Linked DNA regions of Homo sapiens: region 1 is linked to region 2. A link is a loop called in an ENCODE intact Hi-C map of the cell type or tissue named here. Cell type or tissue: uterus. All regions are shown on one strand. Links, peaks and the distances in the headings refer to the core of each region. The heading gives the core; the rest is flanking DNA. Region 1 overlaps ATP10A (ATPase phospholipid transporting 10A (putative)). Region 2 overlaps ATP10A (ATPase phospholipid transporting 10A (putative)).

What was found. Peaks named below come from ENCODE experiments on the same cell type or tissue, not always from the same donor. Only the 100,000 strongest peaks of a DNase experiment are listed, where the experiment ranks them.
Region 1: it touches region 2 in a loop (5-fold over the local background); 3 of 110 quality-filtered maps call a loop at or near these places.

The regions. Positions count from the first base shown.
Region 1 is chr15:25,766,926-25,782,098 of GRCh38, reverse strand. It overlaps ATP10A (ATPase phospholipid transporting 10A (putative)), which reads left to right. Exons shown (of 21, transcript NM_024490.4): 2 at 876-1,080. Among named protein-coding and RNA genes, the nearest start is that of MIR4715, 74 kb to the left of the region's middle. RefSeq lists an enhancer at 11,826-12,327. In uterus, for the core only: no CTCF peak of the experiment used is centred there; a DNase peak (open chromatin) is centred at 6,423.
Region 2 is chr15:25,702,625-25,717,797 of GRCh38, reverse strand. It overlaps ATP10A (ATPase phospholipid transporting 10A (putative)), which reads left to right. Exons shown (of 21, transcript NM_024490.4): 9 at 874-1,068; 10 at 3,557-4,124; 11 at 9,498-9,601; 12 at 9,696-9,822. Among named protein-coding and RNA genes, the nearest start is that of LINC02250, 130 kb to the right of the region's middle. In uterus, for the core only: a CTCF peak has its summit at 7,514 (motif pointing right); a DNase peak (open chromatin) is centred at 7,511.

The sequences.
Region 1 (15,173 bases), core at 3,092-11,091, 64 kb before region 2:
ATAATACTCCATTTTGTTTATTATTCACCTGTTCATGGATACATGGATTATCCTACCTCCTAGCAATTCTGAGTGATGCTGCTGTGAACATTGGCTTGCTATACCTGTTCCAGTCACTGCTTTCAGCTCTTCTGAGTGTAGACCTAGGAATGGTCATTTTAACCATTTTGGAGTGAAAAATTCAAGTGCATTCAGTGTTGTGCAACTGTCACTAATTCCAGAATATTCATATCTTCCTAGAAAGAAGCCTCTTGCCGTTAAGCTGTGACTGGTACTCCCTTTTCCCCCAGCCCTTGGCAGCCACAAATCCACTTTCTGTCTCTATGCATTTGCTTGTTCAATGGAGTCATACAATATGTGGCCTTTATGAATACTCTTTTCTTCTTTTACTTTGAGTGAGCTTCAGTGGTATGAATATTCTTTTTTTTTTCCTTCTTTTTTTTTGAGACGGAATATCACTCTATAGCCCAGGCTGGAGTGCAGTAGTGTGATTTCAGCTCACTACAACCTCTGCCTCCCAGGTTCAAGTGATTCTCCTGCCTCAGCCTCCCAAGTAGCTGGGACTACAGGCACGCACCACCGCACCCGGCTAATTTTTGTATTTTTAGTAGAGACAGAGTTTCACCGTGTTGGTCAGGCTGGTCTCAAACTCCTGACCTCATAATCTGCCCGCCTCGGTCTCTCAAAGTGCTGGGATTACAGGCGTGAGCCACCACACCCGGCCAAATATTCTTTTTAAAACACCTGTTTATTATCAAAATTTTCAGCCTATGCAAATGTAGAAAGAATTGCCATATGAGCCCCACGTGCCCATCACCCAGATCCAGCCACGACCAATGTCTCGTGAGTTTTGTTAATCAAAATCTGTTTTCTAGGGAAGAAAAGAAATACGTGAACCGATTCTGGAAAGAAATCCACGTGGGAGACTTTGTGCGTCTTCGCTGCAACGAAATCTTCCCTGCGGACATTCTGCTGCTCTCCTCCAGTGACCCCGACGGGCTATGCCACATCGAGACCGCCAACCTGGATGGAGAGACCAACCTGAAGCGGCGGCAGGTGGTCCGCGGCTTCTCGGAGCTTGTAAGTGACCCACGTTTCCAGGGCCTTGCAGGCATTACAGCCACACAGTGTCCCCATGACAGCCTTCTGGGGCTCAGAGCACCTGCATTTTCCTGTCTGTCAGACCAGGCTGTTTTTCCTAGTAGACGAGTCTGAGGGTCTGAGAGGACCCCTGACCTACCTGAGCCCATGACCCGCCTGTGACTGTGGGAAGCAGGATTCAGTTTCTCTGACTCTGATTTCTTTTGTGCATGTCTAAGTTTCGCAGAATGTTATTTGTTCCTGTAAAGTTACAAGGAACATTTATGAGCAGCTGATGGTCAACACGTACCTAGCTGTTTCACTGGTTTACTAAATGGCAACGCAGCAGGAGTCATGGCCTGTTCCCACCAGGATGCTCAGGAACATTTTCTCCTCAAGGGTGTTTGGGTTCAGCGCGAGGTCTTCGTAGCTGAATCCTGCCTCTGGTGTGCCCTGGCCACCGTGCAGCAGGGTGAGGGGTGAGAGGCTGGAGGGAAGCACGTGTGACAGCTGCACACACCGACTCCATTGGGCTGCCCAACATCTGTCCCTGCTCCAGGGAGAAAGGGCCCCACCCGCCAGGTCTGTGCCGGGAGTGTGAGGTGCTAATGCCAGGTGAACTGACAGGGGCAGGAGCCCTCAGAGATCAGGAAGACCCTACAAGGAAATGGGCCTGGCCCGAGCCTTCTCCTCCCAAGCCTCCTTCTCCCAGCCCTGCTCTGGCCTAGACAGCAAGTCTGAGTCGGCCTGCCCTGAAGGGTGGGGAAGCCGGCCTCTGGTTCACAGGGAGGATGCCACTGGGCTTTTCCTCCTCTATCAGACAGTGCCCTCCCCCATCGGCCTCGGCACCAGCCCATCGGGCTTCCCTGGGGCAGTGGGCTCTGCTGTCTGTGGACCTCAGCGAGGGCACTGTAGGGAGTGGGGCGGTGAGCGATTGGCTGGGCAGGGTTGTGGGGGGCTCTAGCATCCCTGTCTCCGCTCTAGATGCCCCCGGTCACCGTCACAGGGGGAGATGCCTGACACACTTGCAGCAGGCCAGGTACTCCGCACCTCGCCCGCCCGGCCTGCCTGCGGCAGGCGTCTGCCTGACTGTTCCAACCGGGCTGATTTCCGCCATGATTTCCTCATTTACTCTGTGTGTGTGTGTGTGTGTGTGTGTGTGTGTGTGTGTGTTTTAACCTTCTTTTATGCCAAGTGTATTTTTGTGAGCTGCCTCAAATCTTTTTGGAATAAGGCAAAGCAGACATAAAAATTAAAAATAGTATTTTTTGTTGTTGTTAATGGAGTGCTCTCATTTAGATCAGGAGAGCTGGTGAAAGAGTTAGGGGCCCCTCGAGGCACAGCCTGGCGGCGCCCAGCTTCTCCATGACTGTGCTCCAGGGTTTGGTGATAGGTGTGGGCCCCATCCGATGCCACCCCCTCGCCCCAGGCCCTCGTGCCCACCCCCCACCCCCGGCTCTCTTCAGGAAGTCAGGGGCGTGAGCCCGTCTCACTCTCAGCTTCTCCCCTAGGCCTGGCCCCGTCTCCTCTGCAGGGATGTGAACTAACACTGACATCAGCCAGGGACAGCATCCCCTCTCAGTTCCCGGGGTCTCAGCTAGAGTTAGGGGCAGGCAGAGGGCTGATAGCTCGAATGTCACCTCTGAGAGGAGCAGCCTGTGCACACAGAGGGTGAGTGCCACTTAAACAAATGCAGATGAGTATCTACTGGTGAAACCTCAGACAAGGTGGAAAATACAGCAGAATTTAAGCACTGGAGGGTGGAGCATGCACACTTGGCATGGCAGGTAGGGGAACGCCGCAGATAGATCTCCTTGATCAACTCTCAAGAATAACTTCCTCTACTGGGCATGGTGGCGCATGCCTGTAATCCCAGCACTTTGGGAGGCCGAGGCGGGTGGATCACTTGAGGTCAGTAATTCGAGACCATCCTGGCCAACATGGTGAAACCCCATCTCTACTAAAAATACAAAAATTAGCTGGGCGTGGTGGCGCATGCCTGTAGTCTCAGCTACTCGGGAGGCTGAGGCAGGAGAATCGCTTGAACCCGGGAGGCAGAGGTTGTAGTGAGCCGAGATCACACCACTGCACTCCAGCCTGGGTGACAGAGCGAGACTCCATCTCAAAAAAAATAAAGAAGAACTTCCCCATTTCCTATCTTCTGATCTTCAACTTCTGAACCCAGTCGTATCTACAGTCCTCTCCCGCCCACTTTTTACCCAAACAATAACTGCAGCACTTCATAGCTCGGTGGTGCTTTATATAAATGAGCTGCTTACAAGTTAGATGTTTGAAACTCGAGGACGGCTGCAGACCAACACATCTACGTCACCCTTCTCAGGGCCCCAGGAATGCTGAGGAAGTAGCTTTGAGCCATGATCTGGTCAAAATGGCCAAACTAACAGCCTAAACAATTCTGAGGGTTTTTAAAAAATTGTTTTATTAGCACCAAAATTCTTTACCTGCATGCACATTCTGGTCCCAATTACCTTTTTCCCCCGACTTTCTGGGTTTTTTTTTTTCTCTTTCCCTAAAGGTCCAAAGACATTTTTTTGGTATCCAAATTCCCATTTATGCATTATATTCTGAAATCTATGAACCACCCCACTGAAAGTAAAGGAAGCAAGTCTCTTGACTTTTAAACCCCAGCAATTGAAAAACCACAAATGCCAAGAACATTTAAGTACTCTGTGTTTCAATTAGTTTTTTTGTAATACTGAGTTAGCTTGTCTCAGACAGGTTAAGAACTGGTAATAATCTGTACACTGACTTATGTGAAATACAATATAATATTTTACCAGTTTAATGAATGATCAGTTGGAAGTGGGAGCCCCTTTGCAAATCACTTAAATTAGAAGTGATTTGCAACGCTTAGGTTAAGGAGAAGAGCGGGCTGTGTCATTAATGCAGGAACTTAGGGTATCCAGCGGGGTCCAGTCAGGAGACAGAAACCACACATGATTCAATCAGAGAAAGTCTGATGTGAAGAATTCTTAGTTGGGGATTGGGTTATAAGAAGTAATGATATGTGAATTATATCTCAATAAAGCTGTTATCTTTAAAAAAATAAATAAAAAAGAAATAAAGAGGACCCTGAAGAATATAGGAGCCAGGAACAGTGGCTCACGCCCATAATCCCAGCACTTTGGGAGGCTGAGACAGGAGGATTGTTTGAGGCCAGGAATTCCAGACCAGCCTGGGCAACACAGAGAAACCCCATCTCAAAAAAAAAAAAAGAAAGAAAGAAAAAAAATTGCCAGATATCGTGGTGTGCAGCTGTGGTCCTAGCTGCTCAAGGGATTGAATGGGAAGGATGGTTTGAACCAGAAGTTTGAGGTTGTGGTGAGCTGTGATCATGCCACTGCACTCCAGCCTGGGGGACAGAGACCCTATCTCTGTCTCCAATATATATATATGGGAATAGCTGATGAAGGGACAGCCACTGCCCCTGGCTCTGAGACAGAGTTCTCCCACTCAGGGAAGAGTACCCTCCCAACCCCTGAACCATGGCAGGGGGCACAGCCTTAAATTTGGGGATGGCAGGAAAGGTACTTAGGGGCTGTACTGGTGGAACTTGCTAGAAGCCTTCCCTTGGGGACCGGGGAGGCTATTGCCAGGGAGGTGCCAAGCATAAGAACTTGCTAGATGCCAGGAGCAGTTGCTGGACGCTGCTGGAGCCAGGCCCTCGCTGCAGTGGATGAAGACTGGTGACAGCTCTCTAGACAGCAGCGCCGTGGAGCCCCACCTTTGAGAGGGTGCATGGAGCAGCAGCCTGGGCTTGAGAGGGCCCATGTTGCCTGCAGGAATATGTCCAGGGTACCCCGGACTGAGAGATGGGGAAAGTGTGGAGCAGGCCAAGCCCTGGAGAAACCTGGAGGGAGTGGGCAGTGCGGAACGGGTACACACACACACACACACACACGCACGTATGCACACACACGCATGCACACACACACACACCCCACCTAAAGACCAGCCATGGGACCAATACGTGGAGGACTCAGGCCTATTCACCAGTGATGCCCAGTATGGAGCAGTGAGATGAGTCCAGGGGGCTTTTGTTAGGGGTTTGGGGCCATGAGAGGTCAAGGGAGGTTCCAGAAAGAGGAGCTTGAAACTGACTCTGAAGGCCAGGATGGAGAGGTCTCAGGTGCCAGGCACTACAGGGAATGACGTCCGTCAGATGGTGCCCCAGAGGCGGAATAGGGTTGTATTTAATGAAGAGCATTTGAAAAAGTGCGCAGTGTTGAGGGGCTACAACAAAAACCGGAAGGCGGTGGGCATGGCCCACCCAGACCCCAGAATCTGAAGGCGAGGCCTAGACACCGGGCTGATGGCTCCGGGACCTTAAATCACCCAGCTATTTCACTTCTGGCAAAAGAAACAGAGATCTTGAGACGTAAAGATTTGATGTAAGAGTTGGAGTTGAATGGATGTTATCCAAGAATTGAGAGAGGCCCCCGTGTGGAGCATCACACTGTCAGGCAATGTCTCACATTTGTTCAGCCTCCTGCACGCCAGGCCTACTGTATCTCCCACAACTGTAGTAGAGCAAACATTTTTAAACACAATTTCACAGAATTTTAAGTATAAATCTTGTGAGATAATGATTATCACACCAATTTATAGATGAGAAACAGAAAAAGTGAAGTCAGGAGATTCTCCCAAGGTGCCTCCCCTCCCCCACCCCATCCGTCAGTGTGGATTCGGAGCGGGTTCCTCCACTTTGCGTGGGGTGTCTGCTGTCTCTCACCTGCACATTCGTGCAGCCCTGCCACGAAGGTGCATACGTTCAGATGTTCTGTGGGTAGCAGTTTCTAGTTCATTTGTAACATTTGTCATTTCTGCAGAACTAGGAGATCCCTAGACTGATAATTTTATATAAAACTCAGTGTTTTCAAAGACTCATTTTTGTAAGTTTTAATTCATTCAGCAGATACGTACTGAGCATTTATTATGTTTCTAACGCCATTCTAGGAGGTGCATTGATCAAAACTGGGGAACATCTTTCCTGCCATAGTGCTTACATGATCTATGTGAAAAGTTGGATAGACGGTTGAAGTCTTCGGTGCTAACTGTAGACGAGAAAGCAGAAACAGGGATATGAAATGTCAGATGAGTGTTGGAATTTCAGCCGGGGTGAGGCGGGGACAGGGCTGTCCTGCTTGAGAACAGCTGGAGAGTCCAGACCCAGAGGACACGTCAGTGTCGGGAAGAGCCGTCCCAGAGGTGACTTCTGTGTGGGTTAATTTACTGAGAAAATAGTTTCCAACAGTTTGTCTCTTGGGTGGACCTGTTTGGATGAGTGCCCACAATCCCAGCCACACCCACGTCCTCTGTGCAGCGCTGTGGGGAGTAGTCATTGTCAGGCTTGCAGGAAGATCTGCTGCTGACTCTTCCCAGGCGTGTGCACATGTGTGCACGTGTGTGTGTGCACAGTGGTGCGTGTTCCAAATAAGGAAGAAAGATAAAAGGAGTATGGAAACTTCCTAGGCTGGACAAACACTGCTCTTAAACACGTACCTTCACAGTCAGGTCAGCAGTGATGCCAAGGCGGAGACAGGGTTTCCCCTCTGTTTTGTGAATACACTGTGACCAGTCCCTGGGGGGCCTGGTGTATTCAGGCTCTGACTCAGCACGGTTTTCTTTACAAAGGAGAGTCAGTCCCACCCCAAGTTACTTGACAGAATTCAGAAGCTTAGAAAGTGACTTCAAAAGTCCAAATATGTAGAAGACAAAATATTTTTTTTAAAAAACTGCTACCTACACATGCTTCCAAAATTGTCTCTATCACAGGAAAACTAGAAGTGAAAAAGTATAATTTGCAAGGTAGTTTTTGTACCCAAGTCTCTTTTTCCCTAAGCTTTTCAAGTTGTTAGTCTTTAATGAAATTTAGCTACATTGGCCGTGGAATTGAAGGAGGCAGCATAATCTATCATCTAAGTGGAAAATAAAGACAGCTGCCTGGGTATGGTAATTAGATCGGTCAGTTTTAAGCCTTTACAAAGAGGCTTCCATGTTTTTCTCTTATACATTCAAGGATAGTCAACAAGCTCATAATTTATACTGAGACATTTTTGTTTTTAAATTTAACAATCTCATAATTTTCTTGAAGGACATTAAATCTGTAACAGGAAAGACAGAAATAAATGACTTTGACAATACAATAACTTTATTTAGATTAAATTTTTAATTCTAACAAGTGTGGATATTCATAGAAATTCAGTTCTGTAGGTAATATGATTATTTGAGACATACCATGTTTTTTCATATTAACTGTGTTTATTTCATGGCAATATAAGTTTGGCCCGAAGAAGATTTTTTTTTTAAATTCTGGTGACTTCATAATGGATTCTTTGCCTTTAATTTATAGTCTATTAAATCACCATGTACAGAGAGTGCAGCACCAGCACTCTGATCTTTTTTTTTTTTTTTTCTTTTTGAGACGGAGTTTTGCTCTTGTTGCCCAGGCTGGAGTGCAATGGCACTATCTCGGCTCACTGCAACCTCTCTGCCTCCCGGGTTCAAGTGATTCTCCTGCCTCAGCCTCCCAAGTAGCTGGGATTACAGGCATGTGCCACCACTCCCGGCTAATTTTGTATTTTTAGTAGAGACGGGGTTTCTCCGTCTTGGTCAGGCTGGTCTTGAACTCTGGACCTCAGGTGATCCACTCATCTTGGCCTCCCAAAGTGCTGGCATTACCAGTGTGAGCTACCGCACCCGAACCTCTGATCTAAATGAATAAATTAATGCCATGAAGTTGATAATAATTTGGCTAGTCTGAAATATTTATCCAAAAAGATCTTCTTATATTGTGTGGAAACTTAAAATTTTTTGTGTGGTTGGAAATGATCATTTCTTATTCCAGAAGTAAAAAGACAGCCAAAGCAGTAAGATGTTTTAATTCTGTTCAAGGTAGCGTACAATGTGAAATGCTTTTTTTCTCTTTAACTATATTTTCACTGTTTAAAAAAAAAAACGGGAATTTAATAAAATTTCCAATTTTCCTAAATGTAGTTTAATTGCATCAGCAGTTGCAAAGGGTTTGAAACTTCCTCTGTGTGTATGTGTGTTTCTGGAGCAGGGATTTCCTTACCAGTAGGAAGAGGTGACAATGTGAGATCGACGCAGTTAACACTAGGCATCTCCTCATGAGTGAGTGAATATGTGTGTGTGTGTGTGTGTGTGTGTGTGTGTGTGGATGTTTAGGTGTGTATGTTTGTGTGAGTGTGTATGCAGACAGGTGTGAGTGCAAACATTTTTGCAAGTGAGTGTGCAAGTAAGTGTATGTTCCAAAGAAGAAAGCAAAATGAAGTGATATTGCTTTATTAGGTTGTCACTTTCTATTATCTCTAAATTTAGGAGAGGATAAATGTTCCCTCCTGGGCTAAGATATAGTGTTGCAGAAGTGGATTGCTCTGCAAGAGAGTGCTCCCTAGGGGAATCTGGAGTTTCCAATCTCACTATTGAGGACCTGCTGTGAGCCCATGCATTACGTGAGGGGTGCCCACGCAATCCACTTCTGCTGATTGGACTCTGGAACCTTTGTCCCTTGGTGGAGGCCCTGTGCTGTGTGTCATTTCCCTTCTGCTTGTTTTGTGAGCACAGCTTTCAACAAGAGGGAACTTCCTTGTGTCCACAGAGCACAATGCAAGACCTGTCAGAGCACCTCCGCAGACATTGGAGTTATCTTAATTTTGTGAATTGGTAAGAGCCAGCTTCCCTCGTTCAACCTATGCAATGCTTTCGGTTTGCGAGTGCTCCTCAAGTGGAAGGCTGTATTTTGGTTCTCACTGTGGTATTAGGGCTTCCTTAGAGTTTCGCCCGTCTACAGCAGCAGAGATCCATGAACACATTTGCAGTTTCATATAGTCACATAAACCAGACCTTATAAAGGAATCGACCTTTAAGGAAAGCAAGAACTCGACTTCAGGAAACACTATTGCCTACTGGGATGTGGATGAAACTGGGCTTCCTGACATCTCAGTTGGGTTTAGTGTCGAAATTAATTCAGGGCTTTTTCACCATTGCTAATGAATAATCCGTGTGCCAAGGAAATGACTTCGTGAACCCCAGTGAGACTTTTAACCAAGCTGAGATCAGGCCTGCAAACTTCTTCAATTTGTCAGTTTTCACAAAGCCCTTTTCAGTAGTGTGTCTGTCAGAAGGCCTTATGTTCCCCGCCTCCCAAAACTGTAAAAGGACAAGAAATGTGAGTGTCATTGCTGGCCACGCTGTCTTCCCTGGGGTTCCGGAGAGTGGGGGATTGGGTGCATGCCGGGGTGTTCATAGGTTAGGAATTGTGCCAGATCTTCAGGGTCGTTCCACTCACCTGTCACAACTGACCTTTGCCGCACTGGCACCAGCCCTTGGCGAGAAACAAGCCCTTTCATTTGTGTGGTAAAGAAGGCCAACTTCAAAGCATTATGGATGTAGGTTTGTTTTGGACAAAACTTCAAATAGCTGGTTTGCTCATCCGGCCTTTATCAAGCATTCTGGATTCTTGACCACCAGACAGGAAATTCTGCGAGGACAGACTCTGAGGTTGACATCTCCATCTCGGCCCAGTGAGCCTGCGTGGGCCACGGAAACCCCTCTCGGGGATTTTGAGTGTTGTTTTAAAGCTAAAAGTGGGCAGGGAAAGGTTTTGGGTGCAAAGTCGGGTTCTGAAGCTGAGATCAGACTGCCGCAAGCATCAGAGACGTCAGGGCCTGGTGGGTGGGTGGGGGACGTTCGGAGGAGAGAGCCCTACCTTTTCTGCAAATCTCCTATGGACCAGAGATTCAGCCACAGCCCAGAACCTGGAATTGGGGTGGCTCTGAGTCAGTGTTCAGAAAGCTAGTAACCCTTGATGACTGAAATGAGTGACTGAGGCAGAAGTATCAATCAATTGAGGTTTGTTAAGCCAGCTTTAGGATGTGTCCCGGTAAAATAGGAATCACAGACTGATTTCTGAAGAGGTTTTCAGGCCGGGCGCGATGGCTCACACCTGTCATCCCAGCACTTTGGGAGGCTGAGGCAGGTGGATCACCTGAGATCAGGAGTTCAAGACCAGCCTGGCCCACATGGTGAAACCCCGTCTCTACTAAAATACAAAAATTATCCAGGCGTGGTGGTGGGCGCCTGTAATTCCAGCTCCTTGGGAGGCTGAGGCAGGAGAATAGCTTGAATCCAGGAGGCAGAGGTGGTTGCAGTGAGCCGAGATCATGCCACTGCACTCCAGCCTGGGTAACAGAGTAAGACTCTGTCTCAAAAAAAAAAAAAAGGTGGCTTTCAGGAGGTGTAGTATTCATACATTTCCTTAAAGGAGGAGGAGGCACACAGGAAGAGGGGCAGGTAGGCAGCCAGGGAATGGTCACTTTCCTGTGAGACTTCAGTTGGTGTCCAGTAAATCCACATTTTTACATCAGACAAAGTCAATGTGTGAAGAGAAAAAGCACAGAGTCAATTATGCAGACATCTCTGGGTGGGTGGAGGGAGGAGTCTTGTCTTTGTTCTGTAGCTGGGAAGATAAGCCTCTAGTGGACATTATTAATGTGGAATCCAACAGACTTTAGTTTTAGAAGCTAGACTTAGATCGCAGACCTAATGTTTTTCTTTTTATTTTTTATAGAGATAGGAAGGTCTCACTATGTTGCTCAGGTTTCTCTTGAACTCCTGGGCTCAAGCAGTCCTCCTACATTAGCCTCTCAAAGTGCTGAGATTATAGGCGTGAGCTGCCGTGCCGGGCTCTTTGTGTTATGATTGGCATGTCCTTGTTTATGGGTGGCCAGCAAACAATGTCCTCATGAGTGATCCCGGGGGGCATGTTGTGCTGCACCCCTGTTAACCTCAGTGGGGAAGGCACAAGTCCAAGAGGCCGAAGAAGAGACCCAGAGCCAGCACTTGCAACACGGGGTTTGATTAGGGGCTTACACAGAGGGGAGAGAGTCTGGTGGTGGCGGGCTGAAAAGGAAAACCACTACCGCTTATAAACAGCATGCACTTTCTACAGCATTTTCACTTAACACCCTCCCCTGAACGACCTCTACCTGGAAGCCTTCATTTAACCCAAAATTCAGGGCCTCAATCCCCTGTGCGACCCGAGTTCCACAGGACAGGTGGGAGCTCAGATGTTTATCATAGACAAAGAACAAATCTCTGGGTTGGCCACGCCCAGATGTCCTAGCTCAGCACACATACTCAGGCACATCTGCCATGCAGAGTCATCCTCAGGGCAGGCTTGAGGTATTGCTGTCAGGTGCATTTGCCCTGCAGGGCAGCCCTGCAGAGATGCTGTAGGCCTCTTGCCTGTCCCTGGGGCGTTGGATGATGAGTAATGCCAGTGAGAGCGGTTCATCTGGAACAGGGTGTTGCCTGGCTCCACCTCTGGGCCTAAGTTTGGGGGTCCTGAGATTTATTATTTTCCTTTGCAACCCTCTGGTGAGAGTGACTACCCCCACTACTCCCTTCTCCTGGCTGGGTAACAGTGCCATCTGACACTGGGCACTTGCCTGTGTGAGGCCCTCATTCATTTAGTTCTCTTGGCAGCTCTGAGAAGGTGCTGTTATTACTCCCATTTAGCAAAGGAGCCACTGAGACTCAGAGGGAGTCAGCCCCTTGGCCTGCTGGGGTCCAAGTGAGTGGTGGGCCAGGTTCTGGGCCAACAGTTGGGGCGCAGGGCCTGGCCGTGAAGCCCCTCAGGGCCATCTCTGCAGAGCAGCGTCACCATTGCTGTCGCTGCTCAGGCTGATTGGGCTGGGCTGGGCCGATCCCCAACTGTGGTCAAGTCTGGAATGGCTGAAAACATGGGTGGGGCCCCTCCCCACCTCGCCCGGGTCGTGTTGTGATGGCTGAAAACATGGGTGGGGCCCCTCCCCACCTCGCCCGGGTCGTGTTTTAAATGCTCACCTCGTAGTTGGCTTGGGCTGCCATAACAAGGTGCCATGAATTGGGCGGCTTAAACTGCAGAAATTTATTTTCTCACAGTTCCGGAGTCTGGAAGTCTGAGATCAAGGTGCCGACAGAGTTGGTTTACTTGAGGCCTCTCTCCTGGGCTTGCAGGTGGTCGTCCCTCTGTGTATGTCTGTGTTCTGATCTCTTCTTTAAGGACACCAGTCCTGTTGGATCAGGGTCCATCTCAGTCACCTCATTTAACCCTTATTACCTCTTTAAAAACTGTCTTCAAATAAGGGCACAGTCTGAGGTATCCAGGGTTAGGATTTGAACGCATGAATCTGGGGAAGGTAGAATTCAACCCCTCACAGTGCAGGTTCGGAGTGAAAGTAACCGCCATTCCTGGATGGTGGCATCACCATGCTGATCACCTCAGATCAATCCATTTCACTGCATCCCAATTCTCTCCACTGTCAGGAAGAGGAAATGCTTTCTCATGATGAACCTACAGCTAGAAACTGCAGTTCCAGAAAGTTAGCTGAAGGCTGAGGCACCCGGGTAGGATGGCCACTTCCCCGGCTGGCTGCAGTGTTCTAGGAAGCTGATGGTTATGGTTAGTATATGCATGTCTTTTTTTTTTTTTTTTTTTTTTTTTTTGAGACAGAGTCTCCCTCTGTCACCCAGGCTGGAGTGCAGTGGTGCCATCTCGGCTCACTGTAACCTCCGCCCCCCCAGGTTCAAGCAATTCTCTGCCTCAGCCTCCCGAGTAGCTGGGATTACAGACGCCCGCCACCACCCCCGGCTAATTTTTTTGTATTTTTAGTAGAGACAGGGTTTCACCATGTTGGCCAGGGTGGTCTTGAACTCCTGACCTCATGATCCATCCGCCTCAGCCTCCCAAAGTGCTGGGATTACAGGTGTAAGCCACCATGCCCAGCCTATATGCATGTAAAAGTAAAAGCTCTGTGGATAACAGTGGATCAAAAGGAATTAGGATTTTACTATGGGGCAGACTTCGAAAATCTGATTAGAGTGTGTTTCAGTATTGGAGCGCGTGTGCATGCATGTGTGTGTGAGAGTCAAGGCACTAATAAGCAATGTCAGGACAGAAATTCTATTAAACATTTCCCTTAGAAATAGTGAGGGAAAACCTTTCAACCCTTAACTAAACTCTCCTTTAAAAGTTCTTAGCATTTCCTTCAAGGAAGACATAATTTCTACGGAAGCAATACGTAGTGTTTTTCCTGTTCCCTGCTTGTTTAACATTATAAAAGTAATCCAGACTTGTTTTACACCAGTAGTGAAAAGAGGGCTCTACCAGGCATGGTGGTTTACACCTGGAATCCCAGCACTTTGGGAGGCCAAGGTGGGAGGGCCACATAAACCCAGGAGTTTGAGACCAACCTGAGCAACAAATTGAGACCCTATTGCTACCAAAAAAAAAAAAAAAAAAAAAAAAATTAGCCCAGCTACTTGGGCAGGTGAGGTGGGAGGATTGCTTGAGCCTGGGAAGTTAAGGTTGCAGTAAGCCTAGATTGTGCCATTGCACCCCAGCCTGAATGACAGAGTGATACCCTGTCTCAAAAGAAAAAAAAAAAAAAAAGAGAGAGAGAGCTCTGCTGAGAGTCAATTAGAAATTGGAAACACAAGGCGGGACCTGGACCTGGACCTGGGTCTGGGGTTGAAGCACTTGGGGTGGACAGGATGGGAGTCCAGGTGCCCAGCCAGGAGCTTTGCCTCTCAGTCCACACTTGCAAGTAGAAGGAATCAGGAAGCACTGCTTTTCTTTTAAACAGACAATGCCATTTTTTCTCAGATTACATCTTTCACAGAAAGTCCACAGTAATGACTGTGAGCCACAGTGACAGGAGCAGTGGCCCAGGAGCCCCTGCCGCTCACCAGCCCACAGCTCTGGAGGCCCAAGCCACTGACCCTCCCTCCATCGCAGCTGCTCGCGTGCTGTGTCCTGTGAAGGGTCCAGCGGTTTCCTCGTCATGCCGGCCCAGCACTTGGGGTTCCCTCTGACCTGGCTGTCCCTCATCCAGTGCAGAGAACCAGCTGCCAAGTCCTGTAGATTCTGCACGTGCAAGTCCAGGAACCAGCCTCACAGGGGTGAGGGGACTTTGGGAGCCAGCCCTGGTGCGCCCGTTGGACCCCCTTGGCCCCATGTTCACCCCAGTGTCTCCCAGGTCAGGGATGCCCAGTGCCTGCCCATGCACCCATCCAGGTTGGCATGTTAGATGCGTCTCAGACAGAGGGCCCGCAAGGGTCCCATACTCCAGTGAGCACACCTACCTCTGTCTACAGCACAGTACTTCAGCGAGGTGACAGCGGCTGGGTCCTTGCTCACTGCAGTGGCTGCAGAGAACATCTGCCAGCACTTAGCACAGGCAGCTAGCACGCATTAGTTTTTAGCCTCTTAGTGTCTCATTGGCCGAGGTGGGATTCCCCTGAGGAGCTTTAGAAGTCCCAAAGGCCTGGGCTCACCCCTGCATTCTGACTCCCCTCATGTGGGGTGGGCCAGGCACTGGGGTGCTCCAGGCTCTTCTGCACTAAGAACCACCACGCTGAGATAAGTACAGTTGCTTCCCTATTTTACAAATAAAGGGATCCAGGTCTGGACAGGTCAATGGGCTCACCCTACTATGCAGCCAGTCAGAGGAGGGGCTGTGCTGCAAACCCAACATTGGGCTCCAGATCCTGTTCTTACAGCACTCCCCAACCCCATGCCTCTCTGCCTGAGCCCTGGTTCATCCAGGTCTCCCAGCAGACTCGCTGTCCGGGATGTGGCGCAGCCTCCATCCATCCTCTGCTTCCTGGTGACAGCAGCCTTGCATGGCACCCCCTTCACCGTCTCAGGGGTGCCACAGCGTGTCCACCCATCTCCTCTCTGCAGGAAGCCCTACGTTCTGCTGCAGCACCTGCCAGAATGATGCACCAAAATTGCAGTTCTAACCTTGGCACTCTCAGGCTGAAAGGCCTGCAGCGGTGAGTGTCACCTGTGAATACCATGGTAAAGTTAGGGAATGGCTCTCTAGACCAGAACAGGCAGAAGGGAATTTGATTGCTGCCCACACATCTGACTGTAATGTGCTACGTAGCGGAGCAGCCCTCTTCAAAGAAATTGCTGATGCCAAGAAACCAGGCAGGGCAAAGTGTGTGTATGTGTATATGTCTGCCTGTGAATGTCCATGTATTAAGTTATATGGGGCCCATTA
Region 2 (15,173 bases), core at 2,893-10,892:
GGCCTTGTCAGCCGCCCAGACATTAATGGACCACCATCATCCAGCACGGAGAGGCGAGAAGTGAGCAATAACCTCTGAAAGAGCCTTTCACTTCTGAAATGTTTTACCAATGCAGCAGAGGGGATGAATCCCCCTTGCTTACTCTGTGGTGGCCTCATTCTCTCATGTGCTTCTAAACCCACAGAGAAGCTGCCATCTAAATAGGGCTGATTTCGAGTTTTGGACGCTGATTGGTGGGTTTCTACAGGGCCCCTGGGAGTGGGGGCTCTCACGCTTGGCAGGAGGGAGGCTGCACTGGAACAAGGTTTCCTGACAGCATTTTTCAGTATGAGTCAAGAGTATTTAAAGTATTCAAACTTTCTCGTCTAGCAATTTAGCGATTCAGCCAAGGATTGCTACATATGGAAGTTTATCAATGTGTAATTTACATCAGCAAAACTGAAAGAAATTTAAATATCCAGTGATAAAGGGATGGTCAAATAAATGATGACATATCCATTTTCAAGTTGTTAAAATGTGTTTTTAAATAATTCTTAAAAGCCTGGAAAAGTTCAGACAATTAATAATGTTTTGGAGAAAATGGAAACCACCAATATGTATATAAAATATTTTGATTATGTGAAATTTAAATGTAGAGCGAAAAGACTAGAGGGCAATGCTGAAGCATGGTTTTCACAAAGTGGATAGAAGCTCTGTATATTTTGTGCAATTAAAATTGTAAGTAATTTACAATTATAAAATGACATATATGTATATGAGAGATGAAGTTCTGTTTACAGCTTATAATAAAATCAAAGTACCTTAAATAGTCACGCCCCAAGATCCTCGGCAGGCTACTGGGTGGGACTCACTGCCAGCCTCCCTTTCTCCCAGGAGAAGGATATCACGCCCGACCCAAAGCTGCTGGAGAAGGTGAGTGAGTGTGACAAGAGCCTAGCCGTGGCGAGGCATCAGGAGCACCTGCTGGCCCACCTCTCGCCTGAGCTGTCTGACGTCTTTGATTTCTTCATCGCACTCACCATCTGCAACACAGTCGTCGTCACGTCCCCGGATCAGCCACGAACAAAGGCAAGTTCTGGAGGGTCCCTGAGCTTGACCTTGACCTTCTGCGCTGCGGGCCATGGTTGTCAGTCCTCCTGAGGGCAGGCGCCCTTCCCTTTCCTGCAGCAAGCGCTCTTGGCACATCGTGACCTAAGGGGGATGCGGTGGGGTGCTTCATACTGGGCAAAACAGTGCTTGTGGTTCTGCAGCGTTGGCCCCAGGCTATAGTGGGCAGGGGCTATGATTGGGGCCAAGTGGGAGGGGGCAGCCCACCAGAGATGACTTCTGAGCCTGGGAGGGGAGGGACACAGGGCAGCCAGATAGGCCAGCCTCAGGTAGGCAGGTGGGTGTGTGGAGGCCCTGCCTGCCTGGGTCCTTCCTTCGCTGCCTGGCCTGGGGCAGGGCCAGAGGGAGGCTACCCAGGACAACCTCCCCGAGCCTCAGGGTCCCAGATCCACACAGGAGAGAGGACAAGACAGGCCGGGGGCCCAGCTTCTGGGACGAGGAGCTTGCACATGGACCCTGACTCTACCAGCCATGCAGCTGGAGACACATTGGCCTCCTCCCTGTGCCTGGGGTGCCCGCCTGGGCCGTGGGGCCATGGGGAGGATTTATGGGGCATCGAAGATTGTTCTTCAATGAAAAGCGGTCGAGAATCGATCAGAGGCTACTTAGGACACTGGAAATATAGCAATGCTCAAATTGGTTTTGGTTCAGTCTGACATTAAGGTTTTCTCCTGAGAGAGGAAAGGTTGCACGTGTGAAAGCTCCTCTATCACCCAGTGCACCCCAGAAAGCCCTACAGTGGGCTAGGCAGTGTAGGGGGCACGGAAGCGTGATATGCATATGGAACCAGGCAGTTTTGAATGTTGAATGGGGTAGGTGTGTGTCATAGACCTCCCAGCCCCCGACTCTCCCAGGATCCCTTCCCAGCCTCCTGGGTCTGCCCTTCCAGCAGGTCCCTCCGCAGGCGATGTGGGGTGAACAAGGTGGCCTGTATTTTCTCTGCTGCAGCAGCATGTCTGGCAGTACCTGGACCCAGTGACTCCCAAGTGGACAGGCCTGCCACTCAGAGACCAGCAGGCTTGAGGCTTAGGCCGGCAGCCCTGGGCTGGAGCTGCTTCCCGAAGCTGCAGTTCATCTCCTGGCTGCCTCAGCATCTCCCATCTGGCCTCTGGGCTCTGCCCCCAGCATTAAAAACCCTTCTGGTGTATATCCCTGCAGGAAGTGCCCCTTTTCTGGGCTAGACCCTGACTGACAGATGTTAAATGAAGGGTGAGAGATGGCAGCGTCATTGAGGCTTGTGCTGAAGGTTACACGGCTTGAGTTCCACCTAGGGAACAGCCTATCAATCACCCACACTCAGGCTGCAGGTGAAGATGTCTCTGGGTGCATTTCTATTCCCACATATTGGTTGGTGAGCGCCACCTTCGAGGACATTTGGAGCCAGCAGGGATTGCTGTGCAGGTGCCTATGTCTCCCAGCTGGCTATGTAGCGTATTTAAAGTCATAACAAGACCAAAGGAAAAGCACCTGTATCAAAATCTGGCTCTATGCACCTTGCTTTACCAAACACCTGATTTTTCTGGAGGCTGTTACTGTAATTCACAACTTAGGATGCAATGGTAAAATTGCAGTTTTAAGAATTGCTAATTCAGTATTTTGGTTGTTTTGACATTTGCTCTTTCAATAAAGAGCAAGAAAAAAGCGTGGCTCTGTTGCCCTATCATTGAGCTTTTTGAAACTTTAACAATTGTGTGTGTGTGTGTGTGTGTGTGTGTGTGTGTGTGTATATGTGTCATTCATTTTGTTTCTTACTGTGGTGGTTAAAATATTGTTTCAATGTTTGGGATCCTCAATTTGTCAGTGTATTTAATGCGCTTAGAAGGATTATTTGGGGACTGGAAATGTGATTTGTATATTAAATTTTTATAGACATAATTCAAAGGAAGTATAAACTGATGGTTTGTTAAGTGACTTTTTAATTGGAAAAAAAATGCCCAGTTTTGTGCCAGGCAATGGTGAGCCTGCTCCCCTGAGCTGTTTTTTTGCAAAGCAAGGGGACACTGTAGTGCAGGGACAGCCCCAAAAGAAGCCTGCAGATGCCACCAGCTGCAACTCCCCTGCATACATCCAGGCCTCACTGATGGGCCCTCGGCAATCACGTTCTGAAAGAATCTTGCATAACCTTTGTTTAAGAGAAGTGGAAGAGGCCAGCGGACGATCTCAAGGAAGGAGTACTGTCTCTGCTTGCAATTTCTTTTTTTATTATTATTATTATACTTTAAGAAGTTTTATGATACATGTGCACAACATGTTTATTGCGACACTATTCTGCTTGCAATTTCAATGCATGCCTGAAATCTGGGAAATGGGAAATCTGTGCTCTGAGACCCCAGTGGGGAAGCGAGGTCATTGTTCCTCCAAGTGCCTGGAGCATCCTGTGGGAACCAGGGTGGGGCCTCTGGGGGACATAGCAGTTCCCTCACCTGCCTTCTGACCATTTCTCTTGCAGGTGAGGGTGAGGTTTGAGCTGAAGTCCCCGGTGAAGACGATAGAAGACTTCCTGCGGAGGTTCACACCCAGCTGCCTGACCTCAGGCTGCAGCAGCATCGGGAGCCTGGCCGCCAACAAGTCCAGCCACAAGTTGGGCTCCAGCTTCCCGTCCACCCCGTCCAGCGACGGCATGCTTCTCAGGCTGGAGGAGAGGCTGGGCCAGCCCACCTCGGCCATCGCCAGCAACGGCTACAGCAGCCAGGCGGACAACTGGGCCTCGGAGCTTGCTCAGGAGCAGGAGTCAGAGCGCGAGCTGCGGTACGAGGCGGAGAGCCCGGATGAGGCCGCACTGGTGTATGCGGCCAGAGCCTACAACTGCGTGCTTGTGGAGCGGCTGCACGACCAAGTGTCAGTGGAGCTGCCCCACCTGGGCAGGCTCACCTTCGAGCTCCTGCACACACTGGGTTTCGATTCCGTCCGCAAGAGGATGTCAGTGGTGATCCGGCACCCGCTTACCGATGAGATCAACGTCTACACCAAGGGGGCCGACTCAGTGGTCATGGATCTCCTGCAGCCCTGCTCTTCAGGTACTCCCACCCCTGCCCAGCTGCACCCCAGCTCGGGGGAGGAGGTCCTGAGAAATATCCCCACCCAATTCCTTCTCTTGAGTAAAGTGATTTTCATTAATCCTTTTCCAACAGAAATGCCCATTGGAGAATTGCATGGTTTCTTCAGATCAGTGTTTGCCTGTTTGAAGGGTTTGGACTAGGAAGTATTCAGGGGACTTCCATGCCTGCACACCCCCACCTCCAAGAACTGGGGGGTCAGAGGATACTTGAAGAGTGTCACGTTTTAAATTTGAACAATGAAGGTTGAGAATCTAGACTAGTAGCTCTAGAAAGTTCTTCCTGCCCTGTGGACCTGGTGCAGCAGAGAGATCCAGGCCACAGTTTATGGGGCTGCCTTGGGCCACAGTGGGGGCCCAGGAAGTAAGGGATGCTGGCCTCCCCCACTGCCCTCTGTTCTGGCACTTGGGAGGGGAAGGGCCGAGCCCCCCTCATAAAGGGAACCTGGCCACCCACCTCTCCCTCTGTGCTCAGAGGACGGAGGAGTGCAGCCTCACCTCCAGGGAACTGAACTGGGTGGAGGTGAGGATGCTGCAGGAGCCTAGGGGCCCTGCTGAGGCTCTACTGCCTGCCACGGGCTTCCTATTTGCTGCACCTTGGAAGTACCTCTGGGCAGCAGCTGCTGGGAAATGCTATAAGCCGGTTGCTCCCTTCTGGAGCTCCGAGTTGGAGCTAGGGAGTACTTTACCTCCCACTGGCCTTTCTTGCCAGCATCTCAGTGCCTCAGGAGAGGACCCCTGGCACAGAAGCCCAGGACCACTCATGATGGAGAATTGGATGGGAGGAAGAGCTTCATACAGGAAATCCATGTCCCCATCACAGAGCTGTGACCTCCAAAAGGCAGCTGAGCTAAATCTGCAAATGTGTCTCTGAGAGGAGTTTGGATGACCTTCCATGATGATGACCACCGCGGGGCGAGATCTTCCCTTTCTCCCACTGCAGTGGCTCTGCCTTGGAGTCAGCAAAGAATCCAATTCATGGACACAGTTTGAGTTCTAGGAAGCTTCTTCTGAAAATCGATTCTTGTTTACATCCACACAAAAGAAAAACATAAATAGGGCAATTATCTGAGTGATTTCATTCTACAGCAAAAAAAAATCTCTCTTATTCCACAGCCTTGGGTTCAAGACAACATAAGGGGTCCTGGGCTTCAGATTTCACAGCATGACGGGTGATGTCTAAGGGGAAGGCATGGAGTGGCCCTGGCATGTGGGGGCTGCCCAGCGCTGGCAGGCGAGGCCTGTCCAGTCCTGTAGAGCAGGGAGCCCTGTGAGCTGTGCAAGGAAGGCCGCAGCACTTGCCGGGCTTGTCTTTGCTGGCAACATATTTTTTTACATGAGTAAAAACCTCAAAAGCAGAACACACACAAAAAGAACTGCTGTCACTAAGTCTCACTAATACCATCAGCCATTATTTCATAAAAGAAGGACCACATTTCACACTCCACCCCGTCCCCCCCAAAAAATTACCAAGGATAACCCAGAAAACTGGATGCCTTTCAATTGAATGAATTTAGCGTCACGACCTGCTCACTCTCCTACTCCTGCTTTTCTGGTACCTTCCCAGAGTGGATAGAGCATTATCAAGAGGCAGGGCCCCCCTGCCTGTTCACTAGCAGGTGCCGAGGGCCATGGCAAAAGGAACAGTGGTGGCCTGGCCTCCAGAGGCCCCTGAGTGAGCCAGGGATTTCCTCGTTTGTCTGCAAGTTGGGAAGGCACCTGATGCCGGTTACAAGACAATCCACAATGCTCTCCTCCGACTCAAAATCAAACTCACAGTCGGGGTAGGGGAGCCCCTGCCCAGGCCGGGGAGCCTCTCAGACCTGGCATCGTCAGCGTGGCTTTGCTCTGGGTCTCAGGAAGGGAGCTTCCCATAACCAGGTAACTGCAGATAAGAAAAAGAACCTCAAATCCATGGCATCATGGAAGGGCCAGGTAATGACATTGTCTCAACTCTCACCTTATCAAAACCATGACATTGATAGGAAAAGTTAATCAAGGGCTTGTGTTGATCTCCGCCTTCCTCTGGGAATTTCCAAGCAGTGCATGAAGTCAGCTTTGGATAGGGAAGATCTACGTGTCAACACTGGGCAGGTTAAGGTTCAGGAAGTTCAGAGACCCCAGCAGTTTCCCAAGAGAACGACTACAGGAGGGCCCTGGAGTCCCCTCGAAGTTACCCACCTGTGACCGCCTGCCCTTATGCACAGATCATTCGCCTTTTACTTGGGGAGCGGTGGAGGGGTGTGGATAGGTGCAGACTCATTGCAGAGGGCTCACTGTGCCTGGGAATCGCTCTGCCTGTGTAAATCAACTTACTACCTGTGTGTAGGTGACAAACTGAGGAGGGCACAGAGGTGTCCCACTCCAGACTTAATCTGATGCCCTCTTCAGAGGGCTCGAAACACTTTCACCAGAAGAGGCCCGAGTTGGCTGAGCAGATAGTGGATGTGACTGTATGATATCAGCAGGATGGGGCCATGGCTCACCTGCCCTGGCAGGTGTGGTGTCAGGCAACAAGCAGGGACTCCACCCCAACCCATTCTCACAGATCTCTGTTCAAATCCCAGGTCTACACTTACGGCTGGGATGACCCTGGACGAGTCACTCACTCTGTGCCTCAGTTTCCCATCTACAAAGGAAATCACAGTGCCTGCCTCTCACGGGAAGTCCCCACATGAGCCCCTAGCTCAGTGCCTGCTGTTACATTGATGTCCAGCGTCCACTCGGTACCTTTCCCAAGTCTCTGGCTCCTTCTTGTTAAGATCCACTTGCTTATGCTTTGGTGGCGTTGCTACTTGGAGTGGTCTTTAAGGTGTAAACCTCAGGCCACTCTGCCTTCTCCCAGAGCAAGGACAGAGAGATGGCCGTAGCCCACTGCCTAGCGTGGGCCTCACACATTGATACCATGCAGTAATCAGTATATGTTTTTTGCATGATGAGTACATGCATGTACAAGCAGGGACTGCACGTTAGTTTGCCATTTTAATAAGATAACTCCTTATTGGGGAAATATCGCTTGTAAAGCTTAGAAGAAATGGAAATATCACTTGGAGCAATTTTAAAGCACGTGGTAAAATCATGAAGAGAGGCTACCCTCATCCCTCTGAGGGCCTCTCTGTGGGTCTGCAAGCACCACTCGCCAGCTGTCTCCTGGTGGGAACATCAGGTGCAGCCCACTGTCAGGTGCAGCTGTCTCGGCCCTGCTGTGTCTGGGGTCAGTGGGCACTGGAGTCATCTTCGCAGACTGCACCTGGAGCTGTGCCCCTTAGCCTCCTGCTCCTGCCCCGACCCAGATGCAGCCTCAGCGTCCTGCAGCACAGAGCTCTCGACTGTCCCTGCCCAGCAGGGGGCGCCGGGCAGCACTGGTCCCACTCCCTCAGGTGGTGTCACTCCTCACCCGAGGAGCTGAGTTCCAGGCACAGAATTCCTCCTGTCACCATAGGGAGACAAGACACACAGGACTTGGGTGGCTGTGGAACATCAGAAAGAAGGGGCTAATATTGCATGACCGTTGCCTAAAATGCAGTGTGAAAATTGCCATGCCTTCAGCTCGAAATCAGCCACCCCCAGCATCACTTCAGCAAGTGGAGAAGAGCAGGGCTGACTGAATGCCTCTAGGGATCCACACTCTGTTCCCCAGTACATTCTCCTTCGGAGGTTCCCCCAGCTCCTCGGTGATGGTCTCCTTGGAGCTTGAGTTCTTCCCATCCTCTCCTACCCCCCATCAGAGTGTAGACCGATTCCAGCCTCCACAAGGGCCCCACCCTCCAAAGCCCAGCCTCGGTATTCCGCAGTGACTGCCCAGTGGTAGGTGCGGCAGGACATGTAAGGGAAAAGTCACCCAAGAACGAGGGGCAGATCTCGCCAGAAGGGGCACAGGTGTGTGTCCATGTCTGCAGGAGAGGACAACGGGCTCAGCCACTTCTGCCTGGCAGGGCCAGGTGCTCCCTGTCACTAGGCTCTGTGCAGATGGCCCTGCAAAGAAACACCCCATTGTCCACCTGAGAAGCAGACACCTGTGGGGCCGTCTCCTCGTCTGGGGCACCCAGGGTCCCGAGTGGCCCATCCTCCCTCCCTGGGCTCGGTTCATTTTGTTTTGGAGAGTGGTTAATCTCAGTGTCACACCCGGTACCACCGCACGTCCCAGTGCACGCCACATGTCACCTCTCAGGACAATGGGACAGCTTTATCAAGAGTATTTCAATTCCAAAACCCCTCAGTTAGGCACGGCTTTGCTCGAGGAACAATCTGATTCTGGGAAAAGGTTATCTGCATCTTCTAAGAGTGTTACCACGATACCAGGAATACAAAGATGAGTTTGAGCATCATCCTTTCGGGAAATGTAAATACCTAAAGCAAAGGATTCTAGGGCAACTGTTTTTCTTCCCCATTATCAACTCCATAAAGAGTCTTTTCTGACTTCTTTTTCAATTGTCCCCTCCTGGCCTTTTAATAACATAGATATGCTGTGTATCTGTTTATGTTCTATATGTGTACTTAGACTTTGTTTAGAAAAGAGTAAGATTTTTCCACCTCCAAGAACCAGTGATCACTCCCTTGAGGGCTCTGTCACCCCTGTGGAGAATGCAGCACGGTCAGGCATGTAAAAGGGTCTCTTACCGGGTCCTCTTTCAGGTGGTGGACTTAGATTAGTAGATAATCCTTCCTGGGCCACGGGCCTCATGACTGGTCAGTAGTGTTGCCAGATTTCACAAACTGTATATATAGAATGTCCAGTTAAACTTGAATTTCAGACAAACAAATCCTTTTTTAAGTAAAAGTATGTCCTATGCCATATTTAGACATCGTTTGTTGTATCTGGCAATGCTACTTGTAAGGATCCTACTCTTCTGAGGATAGAAAGTGCACTTCCCATTAAGTAAGAATTTTCATTAACAGGAAGAACGTGAGCCTCCATTTAATAGGCTGGGCAAAAGGATGCCAAATGACTTTTGATGTAGTTTTTATTTTCATGAGCTTATTTCAACAAAGGATGTTAAAAACAGCCAAACATCAGCAGGGCGCAGTGGCTCACATCTGTAATCCCAGTACTTTCGGAGGCCGAGGCGGGTGGATGATTTGAGTCCAGGAGTTCGTGACCAGCCTGGGCAACGTGGCAAAACCCTGTCTCTATAAAAAAATAAAATAAAACAGTCAAACATATTGATGAGACTCTTTTTTAAAACATAACAGCTCATTTTTGCTTTGAATTCTATATGAAAATTTGTGCTCTATTCGCAAGTAACGAACAGACGTGGGGTAAATCTCGGAGTGTCTGAAGACCATTCCACAGGCGCCAGTTCTTACCCATGTTTCTGCTTATTCTCCAACCTAGTTGACGCCAGAGGGAGGCATCAAAAAAAGATTCGGAGCAAAACTCAGAATTACCTCAACGTGTATGCGGCGGAAGGCCTGCGCACCTTGTGCATCGCCAAGAGAGTGAGTGGGGGTGTCTCCGCGAGGGTGCACGTGCAGGTGGCCGCCCCACAGTGAGCAGCGCCCGGTGCAGCACTCAACAATGTATCTCCCATAGGTTCTGAGTAAAGAAGAGTATGCCTGCTGGTTGCAAAGCCACCTAGAAGCCGAATCCTCCCTGGAAAACAGCGAGGAGCTCCTCTTCCAGTCTGCCATTCGCCTGGAGACCAACCTGCACTTGTTAGGTAATTAACTTGAGAGTCGCATGCCTAAGGGCAGTGTGGAGTTTGCAGGGACGGCCCTGGAGGGGTGAGTGCTCTTGTCAGCGGCTGCTCCGCAGGCTGGCCTTGGTTAGGGAGCCACCTGGCAGGACGCTGGCACAGCCGAGGCGGGAGGGTGCTTGCCTGAATCTTCTCCTAGTCTCATTTCTGTGAGGTGCACGTGCTGCCCCCCAGGCACCCCAAGACAGCAGCTGCCACGCTTCCCCTTAACCTGGTTTCCCACCAAAAATAGAGCCAAGGAGTGAGATTTCTGACAGTTGGGAGTTGAAAGGATTTTCCCCTCGGGAAACAGGGAAACTTTTGGGACCCAGAAACTGCTGCATTTTGCATCTTAGGAATGTTTCACAGATTCGAGGTGAATGAAAAGAAAATGGGCTCATTTTTACTGAAATATGTCCACATTTCCAGCTGTGTTCATCTTGGTACTTAATAAATGCTAACTAGTATTAGTGATAAATGAAGGTATTTATTATGTTAATGCTTACTTTAATACTTAAAATATTTATTTTCCTATTTATTAAAGCATTCATTAAATAGCCAAGTCATTGTATACATGCTCTGTGTGTCCTTGAAGAGCTGGTGTTGAGGATGGTCCACCCCCACCTCCATCTCGGGTGCTGTGAGTCAGGTGGTACTTCTCGAGCACAAAGCCCTGGGCAGGTCATCTTCACTTAACACAAAAAGGCGGTGTTCACTTGCCCTCTTTTTCTGGGCAGAGGAGTTGGGATAGCTATATATTTACATCTACATTTCTAGTATAATACATAGTTAAGGTTTGCATTTAATAGCATAATGTACACTAGGCATAACATATATCTGCACACATTTTATATATTGTTTGCCCACAGAATCTTATAGGAGGCCACACATTACTTGGAAAGCCCCGGGATCCAGGGGCCCAGTGGCACCATGAGTGGCAGCCCTGGATGTGAATTAAATGGAACACCTGAGAAATGGCTGTGCCTGTTTTAGGCCCTGAAGTTTTGGCTTACTAAAGCAGGGCTGCTGTCGTCTGGACTGATTGGGCTTCCCCGGAAGACAGTATTGTGCAGGCCTGTGGGGTAGGAGGCATCTGCTGGTTGTCCCAGACGTGCCCGCCCAGCCTCATTGACCAGGCTTGTTTTTAACCCTTCACTGTGGGGCACCTTCCCCAGGGAGCAGCTTTTCCCCTGGACAGCACTAACTTCTCAAATGGAGTGAAATTGGCCCTCCGGTGCCATTTCACAGTGCTTGCTGGTTCCGCCCCCTGGAGTAATGCAGACAGAATCTCCTCCCTTTTCCACATGATGAAACCTTGACTATTTGGGGACATGGCTGTGAGTCCCAGGCTGCCCCTTCTCCATCTTCCCTGCTCTCAGAGCCCAGGAGCCCTGACTCAGTTGTCCAGCCCTGCTCTGCCACTGCAAGCTGGTCATGCGGGCTGGTCATGCAGGCTGATCGGACAGCCTGGGGCAAGTGGCTCAATCCTTTTTGCATCCAAGTTCCGCTCTGTGGTAATCCCAGTGTTTTGGGCTCTTGTGAGGGTGAAAGGAAGGGATGACGGGGGGCACTGAGCGTGGCGCAGGCACAGGGCCTGGCACTGAGCGGTTGTGTGGTGAGTCTCCTGGTTGGTGCTTCCACACCGTTTCCACCCAGCTGGCCTCTCCTCTGCAGGCTTTCTCTGGTGATCGTGCATCGGTCACCTCTCTTGGCCCGGATGCTGCAGCTCTGTTAACATATCCTAAGTTGTTAACGGCCCCTGCGGCACCCGAGGCTCATGGTTAACTTGAGTTCCAGTCATCTTCTTAGGCCTTTTTCACAGGGATTCCTTGCTTGGATTCTATAATTTTTACTTGGGCAACTGTGTGAAGATCTAAAATCAGAGTTGTCTACCGATCCCCTGTTCCACTTCCTCTGATTGGAGTCGGGATCCCGGTCATCAGCGTTTCTCCAAACTGATTCCACCACATCCCGCTGTCATCCTCAGGTGGATTCCTTCCCTCCAGGTGCACGTGAGGATGGCTCTGAGATGTGTCAGCGATGGAACTCCTGGGTTGCCCACATGGGTGCCAGCCGTGCACTGGAGCCTGCTCACGCCTCCTGGCAGAGCTCATGGATACATTTTGAAGAATTTTGCAGTAGCCCACATAAATGTTCAGGAATCTCACGTCGCCTTTTGATGCTATGTTAGTAGATTGAAGTCAGCCAAGGTGGGAGTATTTATACCACAGAAATGAGCAAATGCAGTAAATCGACCTTCCTCCCACAGACCGGTTGTTAACCACTTACCATCTCCTGCTACCTGATATGTTTATGTTTCAAATGACGAGGCCTGAGCTGGAGAGTATGGGAGCCACCCACCACCTTAGCGTTCACATGGCTCAAACGCGGGCACTGTGTTCCAGCTCCTCAGCTTCATTAAGAAAAGTGAAGCCAGCCACTTATATTTTTACTATTCCAAAGCCAAATCTTTTCATGAAGGTGATTTTTTTTGTTTTTTTTTTTTGTTTTTTTTTTTTTGCTTTGAGACAGAGTCTCACTCTGTCACCTGGGCTGGAGTGCAATGGTGCGATCACAGCACATTGTGAGCTCAAATTTCTGGGCTCTAGTGATCCTCCCGCCTCAGCCTCCTGAGTAGCTGGGACCACAGGCGTGTGCCACCAGGCCCAGATAAATTTTTACTTTTTTTTGGTAGAGACAGGGTCTCACTCAGGCTTGTCTCAAACTCCTGGTTTAACGTGATCCTCCTGCCTCAGTCTGTCTAAGTGCTGGGATTACAGGCGTGTGCCCCTGCACCAGGCCCAGGTGCTTATCTTAAATAGCATCAGAGAACCATACATAACTATCTTCAGCAGAAAGGATCTCCGTTCTCTCCATGCTCTTGAAATTTTCTTTTCCTTAATGCTCTGGGCAGGAACCTAAATTCAAAGGATACTCTTGCTCATTTTCCCCGGCGTCCTTGCTAGTTTCTCTAAATGTCTAAAACTTCCTCGTTGGTGAAATCCTTTCCCCTCCCATTCAAAGCTGTGTGGCACCAAGCACAGTGACGCTGGGCTCTGCACACCACCAACTCCTGAGTTATGATACTCAGAAATGCCAGGCCTTCCAGAGGGTCAGGTCGTAAAGACAGTGGCATTTACTCAGAGTCACATAAATTATATCACAAACAAGTACCTTGGAAAGCTGAAGAAAGCCGCTGTGCCCCAAATCATCTTGAAAGGCTGCTGCCTGCAGGTACTCTTTCCTCTGCCATGTTTCATGCCGAGGTGGGGGTCCCTCCCATAACTCCTTTTTCAGTTCAATGCTATTCTGCACCTGACTCAGGCTCACACCTTATAAAGGTGAGTGTTGGTGGGGTGACCCAGTGGGAGGCCCATGAGTTTGACCAAATAGCTCCTGAACTAAGGAGGTTCTGTTTTCAAGGTGTTAACTTTTCCCTGTGAAACAGCAGACACCCTCCGTACTGGAGTTTCCGGCAAGGCCTTCCCTGCTTTCTTTCTTGGCAGACATTTGACTGAGGGACTTTAGCTCAGCAGCTCGGATACAAAGGTGGGAGGCACAAGGTCCTTGAGGCAGGAAGTTGCCATTTAGAGAAGAGTGGGCAACTGCTTGGGTTATGTTTCAAGCACTGTAGTGGAAGCGTTATCCTGGCAAATTGTCAGTAATCCATCAAGGTTAGCCATTATTAGTCTTACTCTATAATCATTATTACTATCATTAAGTATGAATGAATTACTATGAACACACAGAGGAAGGCAAGACCATCCCTGTCTTCCCCAGACATCAAGGAACCTGTCATAGTACAAGTGACACTCAGGATGAGCCAGGGACACGGGCCACACACAGTCTGCCCCCCTACTAGAGCCCAAGGGCCAGGGTAGAGGAGCAAAGCTAAGGTCAGATGCCCTCCCGGTGCCCGGGTGGCTGGGGATGTGCTCACGGGGAGCACAGAGCGTGACCTGGCTTTCTTCCTGAGCAGGTCTTAAGCTCCACACGCTGTGTGGTCTTCCCAGGGTACTCAGGTTATAAGGTTCAGAGCAGTGTGCAGCATGGGTGCAATGTTCCCTCCTCCTTTCTGGGCCCTCCCCAAGTTCCCACATCACCTTCCAGTACATCCCCGACATGGGAGCTAGGCCCAGGCTACCTGAGCTGGAAGACAGCAGATCAGCCACTTGCCCCTGAGGGGGTCTTCTGGGGTGCTGGTGATGTTCTGCCCCCTAAGTTCAGGGCTGGTGACACTGGTATGTGACTTGTGAAAGTGTATCAAAGGAATATTTAAGAAATGTACACTTGTGTGTTTACTGTACCTCAGTTCTACCTTCCCCTCCCCATGCCTGCCATCCCATCATTCTAGAAGAAGGGGTAAGGGTGGCTTAGTTCGTTTGTTCTGCTGTCACACAATACCACAGACTGGGGACTTAAGCCACAGACATTTACTTCTTAGAGTTTTGAAGGCTAAAAGTCCAAGATCAAGGCTCTAACAGCTCACAATGTCTGGTGTGGGATCTCCTCCTGGTTTGCAGATGGCTGCCTCCTTGCAGTGTTCTCACACAATGGGGAGATTGAGAAATCACCTTTCCAATGCCTATTTATTTATTTATTTCTTGAGACAGAGTCTCGCTCTGTCACCCAGGCTGGAGTGCAGTGGCATGATCTCAGCTCACTGCAACCTCCACCTCCTGGGTTCAAGCAATTCTGCCTCAACCTCCCGAGCAGCTGGGATTACAGGCACCCACTACCACGCCCAGGTAATTTTTGTATTTTTAGTAGAAACAGGGTTTCACCACATTGACCAGGTTGGTCTGGAACTCCTGACCTCAAGTGACCCGCCCGCCACGGCCTCCCGAAGTGCTGGGATTACAGGCGTGAGCCACCGCGCCCGACCCCAGTGCCTCTTTTTATAAGGACACTGATCCCATCGAGGGAGCCCCATCCTCATGACCTCATCTGAACTTAATTACCTCCTGCAGGCCCCACATCCTAATACTACCACACTGGGGATTAGTGCTCCCTCCTATGGATCTGGGGGACACAAACGCTCAGTCCATAGCAGCATCCCAGCACAGGGCACAGCATGGTGTAGCGCAGTAAAGGAGCCTCAGTCAGGGCTCGAACCTAGGGACCAGGGCTGCAGCTCACTTCCAGAGTGGGGAAGACAGAAACCATCTCACCAAGATGTAAACAGATCTTAAAAAAAAAAAAAAAAATCTGAGGCAGGCCTAAGCACATTTCCGCAGTCAATAGTAGATTTTTCCCAACATACTGAGACCAAAAAGGCAAAACCTGCCTCTCAACTTCTTTATGTTTGTGGAAAAAGCATATTTAGGATAATCTTG